Regions from separate parts of the Homo sapiens genome. Here regions 1 and 2 are each linked to region 3. Evidence: chromatin contacts called from ENCODE Hi-C data. All regions are on one chromosome and are shown on one strand. The core of a region is the stretch at or near the end of the contact, and the rest is flanking DNA. Distances in the headings are between cores, read along the strand shown.

Region 1 (3,704 bases), core at 358-2,857, 2.9 Mb before region 3:
ATCCTAAATCTAACGCATGAATTTACAGAGGTGAGGTTCAGGGTTCGTTGTTTGAAAAGCTCCACAGGTGTTAAAAGCTCTACAGCTGGGGCTCTGAGCCACTAAAACCCTTAAACTTATCAAGTATGAACACCCTTTACCTACACTTATGGTTCTCTGCATAAACTAGTATGGGGCATAACATGTATTAATATGTGTTTACTGGGAACTTAATAATTATTTTTGAAACAGCAGGAGGGAATATGGCAGGCACTGTGCAAACTCCAACAATCTCCGTTTAGAGCAGAGGATACGTTCTTTTGCTCACGTCCACTAAGCAGGTAACCAGCCAACATCCTTCCCCCATCCCATCTCTTGCGGAAAACAATAAATATACAAAACTGAACCTTTTACCGGATTCCTCTTCCTTATTTGAAAAAGAAATCCTAATATCATAAGTGTTACACAAACGAGTTGCAGTAAATGTAATTTCAAGTTTACACTCATCTCTACCTTGATACATTTAAAAAAAAAAAAAATCAGGGTTTCTGTCCGTAAACATCTCATTTATGTCGCCAGTAATTCAGCGATACACACAAATCCATCTCATTCGTCACACTTAGTTAGGACTTTAAAGGTTATCAGTCTGGGGGGAAAAAGTCTCTTCTGTTCTACCCCCATCACAGCCCTATTCCAGACCTCTGCTATACAAGGGTATCAACAATAAAGTTATGATCTTGTTTTAAGACTGAGAAGAAAAAAATATTTTTCCTCAAGAGTAAAAGGGGTGCACAAACCTCACAACATAGACTTTGCAGATTTCTTACTAAAACACTAAGAAAATATCGAGGTTTAAGGCCGATTATTGAAGGCAGGGATCCCCAAACATTAGGTTCCTCGAAGATGTTAGGAGGCAAGGGTGGGAGAAGGGGCCTTTTCTCGTGACAGACCTGACTAAACGGTAGCATCAGCCATAAGAAGAGGAGAGATTCCTAAACGCAACTTCAGCTTTCAGAAAACAGTCCTCCACCAAGTGAGTAGCATGCAGACTTGTGAATAGCCACAGACACGTACACCCCGGTGAAGGTGCAAGATCAAACGTTGCTTCCCACATCGGCCCTCACTGCGAACCGGGATGTCGGGTCCCCATGTGCCCCTCCTGGAGGGCGCCCCGACCCCCCGCGCCAGGTGTGCGGACCACTGGCAGCACTCAGGAGCCGGCTCGCCGCGGCCCAGGCCCGCCGCCCCCGCGCCGCCCGCGTGCCCTCCGCCGGCCCGCTCCCCTCCCCCGCGCCCTCGGCGCCCGTTCGTCCGCGGGCCGGGGCTCAGGGCTCCGCCAACCGGCCCCAGAGGCACGAGCAGGCGGCGGCCGGCGACGTTGCGGTTTCCCCACCTCCTCTCCCATCCCCTCCCCCGCGGCCTCCGCTCTCCACTCCCGCTTACCCTCAACTCTTCGAAATCCGCCATTTTATACCACCCGCGGGCGCCGCCGCCGCTGCCGCCGCACCCACTCCCGCTGCCGCCAACGACGCTGCCGCCACCACGGCCGCCGCCGCCTCCAGCACCATCCTGCACTGGGCGCCGCTTAAGACGCCGCGGCCGCCGCCGCTACAGCCGGGCCCGTCACGTGAACGGCGCGGGAGCTCCGCCTCCGACGCGCCGAAGCCCCGCCCCTAGCGGTGCCCCCTGCCCACCCGCGCGACCGCCTTCCGCCCGCGCCTTCAGTCCGCGCGGCGACAGCGCCCGCCCGCGCCTGCCCCGGCGTGCTGCCCCGCGGCTTGGCCCCGCTCGGCCCCAGGTCGTGCCTTCCCTCCCCGGCGGAGGCCCCTGCGGACTGCCTAGAGCTGGGTCGCAACTGAGGCGTTATCCGCGGGCCTGGCCTCGGGAAGTGGCGGGGAGGAAGAAGAGGCGGCCGGGACGCGTGACAGGAGCATTCGGGAAGATTCTTACGGTGCCCTTCACGCGGTGCCTATGGACGGAGAAAGCCGCCGCAAATAAAACCATCCCCCAGAGTAGTTGTGGCGGAATAATCTAAATATGGGTGTTGGGTAAGCTATTGTTCCCATCTAATGGTGAGGTTGTGTGACACCTCTTTGAATTGCTAATGTCCTGCAAGTACCAACCTTGCCGAGTTTTTCTGACCTTGAAGGGCACCTGAAGGTCACGGACTGCAGAGTTGGGAGAGTTAGGCGGTGGGGTTGGGGGCGGGGAGAAGTGAAATAAGAGCGCTCAGAAGGGCCATGCTAAAAAGTCGGGGAAATCTGATAGCTAGGAAGGAGTCAAACGCCAAGGCAGAGTAAGTAGATAGAAGGAAGCTTGATGGCCCCCCCGTAATGTGCTGATATAGGATGAAGGAAGATGCTGAGTCAAGATGGCCAGAAAAATCGCTGGACGGTGTCCAGGGTTCAATTTCCTTGAAGAATTGGGTGGAACCCACACACGAGAGGTCTTTAAAACAATGTAACTTTTAAGGCCCTGTTTAATCAGCCTCCTACCTACCGCCTCTTCCCACTACCCCTCGTTTCATCCGCACTGCACTTCCAGGTCTTCCTTCCACTCCCCTGCCCCCGCACCCCGCAAGTTTTGTTTTTTTGAGACGGAGTTTTGCTCTTGTTGCCCAGGCTGGAGTGCAATGGCACGATCTCGGCTCACCGCAATGTCTGCCTCCCGGGTTCAAGCGATTCTCCTACCTCCGCCTCCCGAGTAGCTGCGATTGTATTTTTGGTAGAAACGAGGTTTCTCCAAGTTGGTCAGGCTGGTCTCCAACTCCGGACCTCAGGTGATCCGCCCGCCTCGGCCTCCCAAAGTACTGAGATTACAGGCGTGAGCCACTGCACCCGGCCTCCCCTCAAGTTTTAAGGCTTCTAAATGTTGATCCTTGAACCAAGAATAATTTCCCACTCTCTTCTTTGTTCCTAACTCCTGTTCATCCTTCAGGTTTCACTTTAAGTGTCACTTCCTCAGGAAGACCATCCCTCACCCACATCCCACATTTTAATTCAAATTCCCCTGTTATGACCTCTCCTAGGACCCTGAACTTTTTCTTCCTGAGATGTCTCCATGGTAATTATGTAGGTATTTGTGTAATTGTTTATTTGATATATATGTGTGTGCGTGTATATATATATATGTGTGTGTGTGTGTGTGTGTGTGTTGTGTATATATACACAACACACACACATATTGTTTTGGCCAGGTGCAGTGGCTCATGCCTGTAATCCCAGCACTTTAGGAAGCCGAGGCAGGTGGATCACTTGAGGTCGGGAGTTGCAGACCAGCCAGGCCAACATGGTGAAACCCTGTCTCTACTAAAAATACAAAAATTAGGCCAGGAGCTGTGGCCCACGCTCTAAATTCCAGCACTTTGGGAGGCAGAGGCGGGCGGATCACCTGAGGTTGGGAGTTGGAGGCCAGCCTGACCAACATGGAGAAACCCCGTCTCCACCAAAAATGCAAAATTAGCCAGGCGTGGTGGCGCATTCCTGTAATCCCAGCTACTCCGGAGACTAAGGCAGGAGAATCGCTTGAACCCTGGAGGCGGAGGTTCCAGGGAGCGGAGATAGCGCCATTGCACTCCAGCCTGGGCAACAAAAGCGAAACTCCATCTCAAAAAAAAAAAAATTAGCCGGGTGTGGTGGCACATGCCTGTAATCCCAGCTACTCGTGAGGCTGAGACAGGAAAATTGCTTGAACCCAGGAGGTGGAGGTTGCAGTGAGCTGCGATC
Region 2 (3,496 bases), core at 114-2,613, 2.6 Mb before region 3:
TATTGTCATTTGTTTAGTTTTTATTTAGATTAACTTCCATCAGAAGGGCAGAGTAGCTGCTGTAACTTCAGTTACTATAAATGGGCCTGGCACATACTTTGCACTCAATAAATATCTTCTGAAGTAAATGAAATGAATCAATCTTGCTCCTGGGTTTACGTTTCAGTGATTCAAACGGGCATACTTGGTACACAACGTGAGGTCCTGGAAGGTATAACTTGTGTTTTCATTTTTGAATTTCTAAATTCTAGCAGAGTTTTTGGCACACTCTATGCACCCAATAAGCTATCTGAATAAACTTTTCTTGGAACATGAGTGTCTGAATGTCCTGATAACTCCAACACGTTCCCTTCCTGTAATTCCTAAAGCCCAGGAACACTTATTGCCTTCCATCAGTTAGTGAACTACTGATGCTCCAAAATGGGTCACGCCTCCTTCCCCTCCACACCCAACTCGTTTTGTTTTGTTTGTTTTGTTTTGTTAGACGGAGTCTCACTCTATTGCCCAGGCTGGAGTGCAATGGCGCAATCTCGGCTCACTGCAACCTCTGCCTCCCAGGTTTAAGTGATTCTCCTGCCTCAGCCTCCCGCCCGGCTAATTTTTGTATTTCCACCACCACGTCCGGCTAATCTTTGTATTTTTAGTAGAGACGGGGTTTTACCATGTTGGCCAGGCTGGTCCCAAACTCCTGACATCATGATCCGCCGGCCTCGGCCTGCCAAAGTGCTGGGATTACAGGCGGGAGCCACCGCGCCCGGCCCCACACCCCCAACTCTTAGCCCGAAACTCAGACCCCGGGTTTTCGACTATTAAAAGTAGTCACAGGACCGCGACACTGCACTTCAGCCTGGGCAAAAGAGCGAGACTCCCCCTCAAAAAAAAAAGTAGTCACAGAAAACTGAATTAAATTACTGACCTGAAGTAATCGCAAGCAGAGGCGTCCCTGACTGACTTCTATATCCCTCCACCCCAACCCCCTGGGCCCTGCACAGCGGGTGTCTGTTGAATATTCTCCCGGCTGTTGAGCCCAAACCTGATGAGAGGAAAGGCTCGGCTTCCACTCCAAGCCGAGCCTTCCGCTGTTCTTCTGTCCCGGCCCTTGGTGTCCCCTCACGCGGCCCCATTAGGTTACGCGCCCCCGGGGACTCCGCCGCCGCCCCAGCCCGCGCCCCGCGGTCCCACTCACTGTTCTTGAGGAATCGCTCCTCGTGCAGCACTGCGATGGCGTTGACGCAGAGCAGGGCTGCCTGCAGCAGTGAGTACAGGGTAAAGGCCATGGCCGTCCGAGGCCGCCCCGAAGTCCAAGCGATTTCTCTCCCGCCGCCGCAAGGGACGTGGCGCCTCCACGGCCGGCGCCTTCCTACGGAAGCCGATGGGGCCCAAAACGAACTCTCCGGGAAGCCCCGCCTCCATCTGGCTAAGAACCGCCCCTCGCTGAAGACTGCAAGTCCTGCCGCTTGTCTAGACCGGTGATGTGCAATCAATGCTCTGATGTGGCCAGTGCTGCAGGTGCAAAATACACACCGGATTTCACACACTTGGAACTGGAACAAGGATGAAGAATATCCCAATAATTTTTTTTTTTTTGAGATGGAGTCTGGCCCTGTCGCCCAAACTGGAGTGCAGTGGCACGATCTCGGCTCACTGCAAGCTCCGACTCCCGGGTTCACGCCATTCTCCTGCCTCAGCCTCCCAAGTAGCTGGGACTACAGGTGCCCGCCACCACGCCCGGCTAATTTTTTGTATTTTTAGTAGAGACGGGGTTTCACCGTGTTAGCCAGGATGGTCTCAATCTCCTGACCTCGTGATTCCCCCCTCCTCGGCCTCCCAATAATTTTTAAATGTTGATAACATGTTGAAATGAAAATATTTTGAGGCCGGGCGCAGTGGCTCACGCCTGTAATTCTAGCACTTTGGGAAACCGAGGCGGGCAAATCACCTAAGGTCAAGAGTTCGAGACCAGTCTGGCCAACATGGCAAAACCCTGTCTCTACTGAAAATACAAAAATTAGCTGGGTGTGATGGTGGGCTCCTGTAATCCCAGCTACTCAGGAGGCTGAGAGAAGAGAATCACTTGAACCCGGGAGGCAGAGACTGCAGTGAGCCGAGATCCAGCCTGGGTGACAGAGCAAGAGGAAAGAAGGAAGGAAGGGAGGAAGGTTTCTTGTTTATTTTTAATTATTTTATTTAATGTGGTTATGAAGATACTGTAAATGACATGTGACGCTTGCATTATATTTCTATTGCTCAGTACTGCACTTGATGCTCCCAGGAGATACAGGAGATACTAATATTCCCATTTCAGATTTCAGAATGCTAAAACAAAATAACTGTTTTAAAATTACTCAGTGAGAAACATCCCCTCCTTGACCAAACTCCAACCAAGATCCTCTGAGCCTCTTCTTTTTTTTTTTCCCCCCCCAGGAACAGGGTCTTGCTCTGTTGCCCAGGCTGGAGTGCAGTGGCACCATCATAGCTCAATGCAGCCTTCAGCTCCTGGCTCGAGCAGTCCTCCTGCCTTAGCCTCCTGCTTAGCTGTATGTGATGGTTAAGACTGAGTGTCAACTTGATTGGATTGAAGGATGCAAAGTATTGATCCTGGGTGTGTCTGTGAGGGTGTTGCCAAAGGAGATTAACATTTGAGTCAGTGGGCTGGGAAAGACAGGTCCACTCTTAATCCAAGTGGGCACCATCTAATCAGCTGCTGGAGTGGCCAGGATATAAAGCAGGCAAAAAACCAATGAAAAGGGTATGCCAAGACCAGCTCGGTTGGGGAGACCCTAACCCAGCGGTGCTAGAGGAATTAAAGACACACACAGAGGTGTGAAGTGGGAAATCAGGGGTCTTATAGCCTTCAGAGCTGAGATCCCCGAACAAAGATTTACCCACGTATTTATTAACAGCAAACCAGTCATTAGCATTGTTTCTATAGATGTTAAATTAACTAAAAGTATCCCTTATGGGAAATGAAGGGATGGGCCGAATTAATTGCAGCAGGAACACATCCTTAAGACACAGATCTCTCAGGCTTTTGTTTGTGGCTTAAGAATGCCTTTAAGCAGTTTTCCAACCTGGGTGGGCCAGGTATTCCTTGCCCTCATTCCCGTAAACCCACAACCTTCCAGCTTGGGCGTTAGGGCCATTATGGACATGTTATAGTGCTGCAGAGATTTTATTTATGGCCAGTTTTGGGGCTAGTTTATGGCCAGACTGTTGGGGGCTTGCTCTCAACAAGGGTAGACTGGCTTAGCCTCCCAGCCTACATCTTTCTCCCATGCTGGATGCTTCCTACCCTTGAACGTTGGACTTCAAGTTCTTCAGCTTTGGGACTCAGACTGGCTTCCTCAGCTTGCAGACGGCTTATTGTGGGATCTTGTGATCGTGTGAGTTAATAGTACCGAATAAGCTCCCTCTTTGTATATATATCTCCTATTAGTTCTGTCCCTCTAGAGAATACTGACTAATACACTCTATTACAGGAATGGGTCATCCCGCC
Region 3 (3,711 bases), core at 1,157-3,656:
CCCAAAACTGAAAGACAGTGAAGAGACCTATTAACCCAGAGTGTAGTGAGTCCAAGTAGCTCCAAGAAAGGCCCTGGAAAGATGTGCTGAGTTGACAATACAGGAAAAGCACCACTAGGAAAGAAACAGGAGCACTACCTTTCTATCACATTGTTAGGTAAATATTCACTTAGAGCAACTTCAGGCAGCAACGAGGGCAAATTAAGGAAAGCTGCGGTGGCATCCAGTTGTTTCAAGATTAAGGTAATTTAGCAGCCCTGTCTACTTGCCTTGAAAAAATACACAAACATTCCCAACAAAGCTAGGAGCAGTAGGAGAGCTATGATCTGTCGAGCGAAAACCTCCTGCCAAGTACTGGGATGGGTGCTAATAAAAACCTAGGAGCCGGTTCTTCTTGTTGACTGAAATCTGACAAATTAATGTTAATCCTTAACAAAATTTAACTCAAATGTGTCCTTTTCCCTATAATCAGTCACATGCTCTTCTTTCTTCCCACCCATCCTGCAAACACTTGGTATGCTGCTTGAGAGAAGTTTATCTTTAATGATTCTAGCTGGCCTGTAACATCACTATTTCAAGCTCAAAGCTTGGGTTCTAGTCACAGCCACTAACTACCTGTGTTATTATACACAACCACTTTACCTCTCTCGACATGAGTGTCCTCCTAATTGCTACAATAAGGAAATGGAAAAAAATACGATCACTAGCTCTAACACTACAGTAAATTGTACCAGAAATTTATAAACTTTATACTTCCTTAATACAGGTGTCAATGTGCATTTTTTTCCTTTTTGGGTTTATAGTATTTGTGAAATTTTCAAACAGGTCTGTATTATAAGAAAGGGTAAGAACCACTGATAAAATATTAAAATGATATCAGTAAAAATATTATTTCCTTTTTTAGAAGATAGCTCATGACAATGCACCTTTTAAATGAAGTGTAAATGCCTCGTCTAAAAAAAATTCACCACGCTGCTTTATGAAGTAAATGTAGTAAATTCAGTCAGGAAGGGCACTGGCAAATGAAATCCACGTTGCAGGAAACTGTAAACACTGCATTTGGTCCCAGAATACGGATTTTTCCCTTGATTTGTTCCCATGCCACTTTGGTTCTTCTCACTTTCAGATCCCCCTAACCAATGCTTAGCTGGCATCTCCACTTGGCTGCTTCACAGGCACCAAAAAGTTTTCTGCCTAAAACTGAATTCTCAATCCTTCTTTCCACATCTATTCCTTTCCCAATTTTCCTCACTCTGTAAAGTGGCATCATCATGAACACGGTTCATCAAACCAGACACTTTTCATCATTCTCGACATTTCCTTCTTATATTTACTCCACCACATCCAATCCACTTTCTATCAAATCCACCTCCAAATCTATCTCAACTCATCCCTCCCCTTTTCTCCCCAATTACACTGCCCCACACGAGTCAAAGCCATCATTTGCTGCTCCCTGGACCTCTACAATAGATCCTTAAATGGTCTCTTCGCCATTACACAGACCGCCCCAAATTCGGACAGAGTGGAAATCAGATCCTGTCATTACCCCGCTTTAAATCCCTGTATTGCCTTCCACTGAATTTGGAACAAAACCCCACCTTCTTACAGAGCCCACAGGGCCCTGGAGCACCAAAATGCTTGGTTCTTAGATCCTGCCAAGCTTTTTCCTGTCTCAGGGCCTCGATATGTATTCCACCTCAATGTTCTTCGACTCGTACATCCTTAAAGTAAGATTCCATTGACTGTGCCCACTTGTTTTGAAAAGGGAGTTTATTACACAGTTGTTTTAAACAAGTTCATAACCCTAGAACTTAGGTATAGAGTGACCGCTCTAATCTAAAGCAACAGAAGGGAAATGGGAGCAGGGCAGGTCTTCCAGCAGAACACCAGCTACCATTTCTGCAGGCCTCTCCATCGATTCACCCGGGGAGCCCTGACCACCGAGGCCGAGCGGCGGGCTCCTGTGCGCAGCTGCCCCGCAGCAGGCGCCCGCGGCCTATGGCGCCGCCCCATTTTTTCTAATACTTGGACTCGAACTAGTGGGGTCACTGTTAGGCGAAGAAAGGAATGACCTCCAAGGTCACATGCAAGCAAACTTTGGTCTCAACTAAACAGGAAATTGCACCGAAATCGCTGTCGCTAGCGCCTTACAAGTAAGGGTTTTCTCCTTAACCCAAACAAGCCTTTCGGGCTGGGTTTTTATCACGTCCGCTCCAAAACCGAGGAGGTTGAGTGAACTTCACCCCACGACCCCGACTCTCCGCGGCGGCCGGAAGCGGAGGCCTGGCCTGGGGAGGGCAGGACCCCGAGGGGCGAGGAGAGGAGGAGGGGGCTGCGCTCACCTCGGAGCAGAGCCATGGCGGCTGCTGGGTCGTCGGCGGCGCGGGTCTGTGGTGTGGGGGACGCTGAGCGGCCGCTCGCAATCACCCAGATTTCAAGAGCGTGGGTGGCGCCCCGAGAGCCACGCCCCTGCCCTTTCACCTACTTCCTGGGGCTCCTTGGCGGGGTCCCAGCGTAAGATGGTCCTACCCCACGCGTAGCGCTGCCCGCCTCACCCCAGCCCGAGGGAGCCCAGGGGACGGGGCTCGGATAGACCACAACGCGCCTTGAGAGCGGACTCTTTCCTCACATCCTCATTTTTAGATTTTCTCCGTTTCCAAACCGAGAGAATTTGGTTTGACACCTCTCACCCATCATATCCTAGCCCCGACAGGCGATGACTCTTCCCCTTTGTCTCCGCCAACACCCTAAACACTGGGCAGGAGCCAAGGGCTGAGGAACTTGGCGCGCGGGCGGCCGCGGCCGCCAGCTGGGGGCGGGACCGAACGTCCTGTGGGCGGGGCGCGGCGGCGGCGGCGGGATTGGCTGGGGCGGGCGGGTGCGCAGTCCGCTGGGCAGAGGCTTGGGCCGCCGAGCTGGACCCGGACCGGTTTTGGGTACTGTACTGGGGGCAGGGCAGAGAGGTGGGCGGCAGTTGGGGTGCGGTGATTGTAGTAGGCTAGGGCGCTTTCGGGTCCCCATTGCAGCCCCCGGATGAGCCCGCAGTATTTTCCTTATATGATCAGGTCCCATTGCGGGCGGCGCCGCTTGCCCGGAGCCTGAGAGGATTATGAAAACGTGGCGAGCGAAATGGGGCCAGGGGACCTGGAGCAGGGGCGTGAGGAGAGTAGGCAGCGGGTGAGGCTGGACGGGAGGGAGGTCTAGGGAGGCCTCTGCCGCGGGCACTGTGAGTCCTGGCCGATGATGACGAGACCACTGCGCAATCTGAGTTCTGGGAACCAGGTGATGGAGTATGTTCTGAGAACAGACTGAGGCCGGGCAAGCAGGAGGCGGCCGCGGCAGGGGAGAGGCGGAGAGCCCCTCGATACCAGGGCTCGGAGGGCCGGGCTGCCTAGCGAGGGCTTCTTTTGAGTGCGTAGGGGTGGTGGGTGGCATGGACGGTTTCTCTGAGTCGTCAGCGAATGCCCCCCCTAGAATCCTGCTTTTCAAACACTTTGGTGACACTCTTGCAATGTTGGGGTGTTTTTAAATCCAAATTTGTATTATGAAAACTTACAAACTTACAGAAAAGTGGGAAGACTTGTACAGTGGACACATATCGACCCAATTGTTAACATTTTGCTATATTGCTATCCACCTGTTCTTCCATCAAACCATCTTATCTTTTTAATGCAGACCTTAGTACTCTACACCCATGAACACATCAGCACA

What was found. A loop is a pair of places that touch in the nucleus more often than their neighbours do. Pooled maps may share reads with other maps.
Region 1: a map of gastrocnemius medialis shows a loop between it and region 3 (12-fold over the local background). The contact joins the promoter of PIAS2 here to the promoter of ACAA2 in region 3. A Hi-C loop is called at or near these places in 4 of 168 maps with a recorded cell type or tissue (B cell, gastrocnemius medialis, naive thymus-derived CD4-positive, alpha-beta T cell and 1 more) and 8 of 50 pooled maps.
Region 2: a loop to region 3 is called in a pooled map, with 6 times the contacts of the local background. The contact joins the promoter of IER3IP1 here to the promoter of ACAA2 in region 3. A Hi-C loop is called at or near these places in 4 of 50 pooled maps.

The regions. Positions count from the first base shown.
Region 1 is chr18:46,915,900-46,919,603 of GRCh38, forward strand. It overlaps PIAS2 (protein inhibitor of activated STAT 2), which reads right to left and starts at 1,608. Exons shown (of 14, transcript NM_004671.5): 1 at 1,423-1,608. The coding sequence starts at 1,446. KATNAL2 (katanin catalytic subunit A1 like 2) reads left to right here and starts at 1,703. Exons shown (of 18, transcript NM_001387690.1): 1 at 1,703-2,027. RefSeq lists silencers at 978-1,057, 1,128-1,867 and enhancers at 1,004-1,757, 3,265-3,704.
Region 2 is chr18:47,175,001-47,178,496 of GRCh38, forward strand. IER3IP1 (immediate early response 3 interacting protein 1) reads right to left here and starts at 1,364. Exons shown (of 3, transcript NM_016097.5): 1 at 1,187-1,364. The coding sequence starts at 1,277. RefSeq lists enhancers at 1,273-1,392, 1,403-1,532.
Region 3 is chr18:49,811,127-49,814,837 of GRCh38, forward strand. It overlaps ACAA2 (acetyl-CoA acyltransferase 2), which reads right to left and starts at 2,407. Exons shown (of 10, transcript NM_006111.3): 1 at 2,343-2,407. The coding sequence starts at 2,358. SNHG22 (small nucleolar RNA host gene 22) reads left to right here and starts at 2,897. Exons shown (of 4, transcript NR_117096.1): 1 at 2,897-2,936. It also overlaps SCARNA17. RefSeq lists silencers at 2,200-2,319, 2,213-2,507, 2,750-2,919.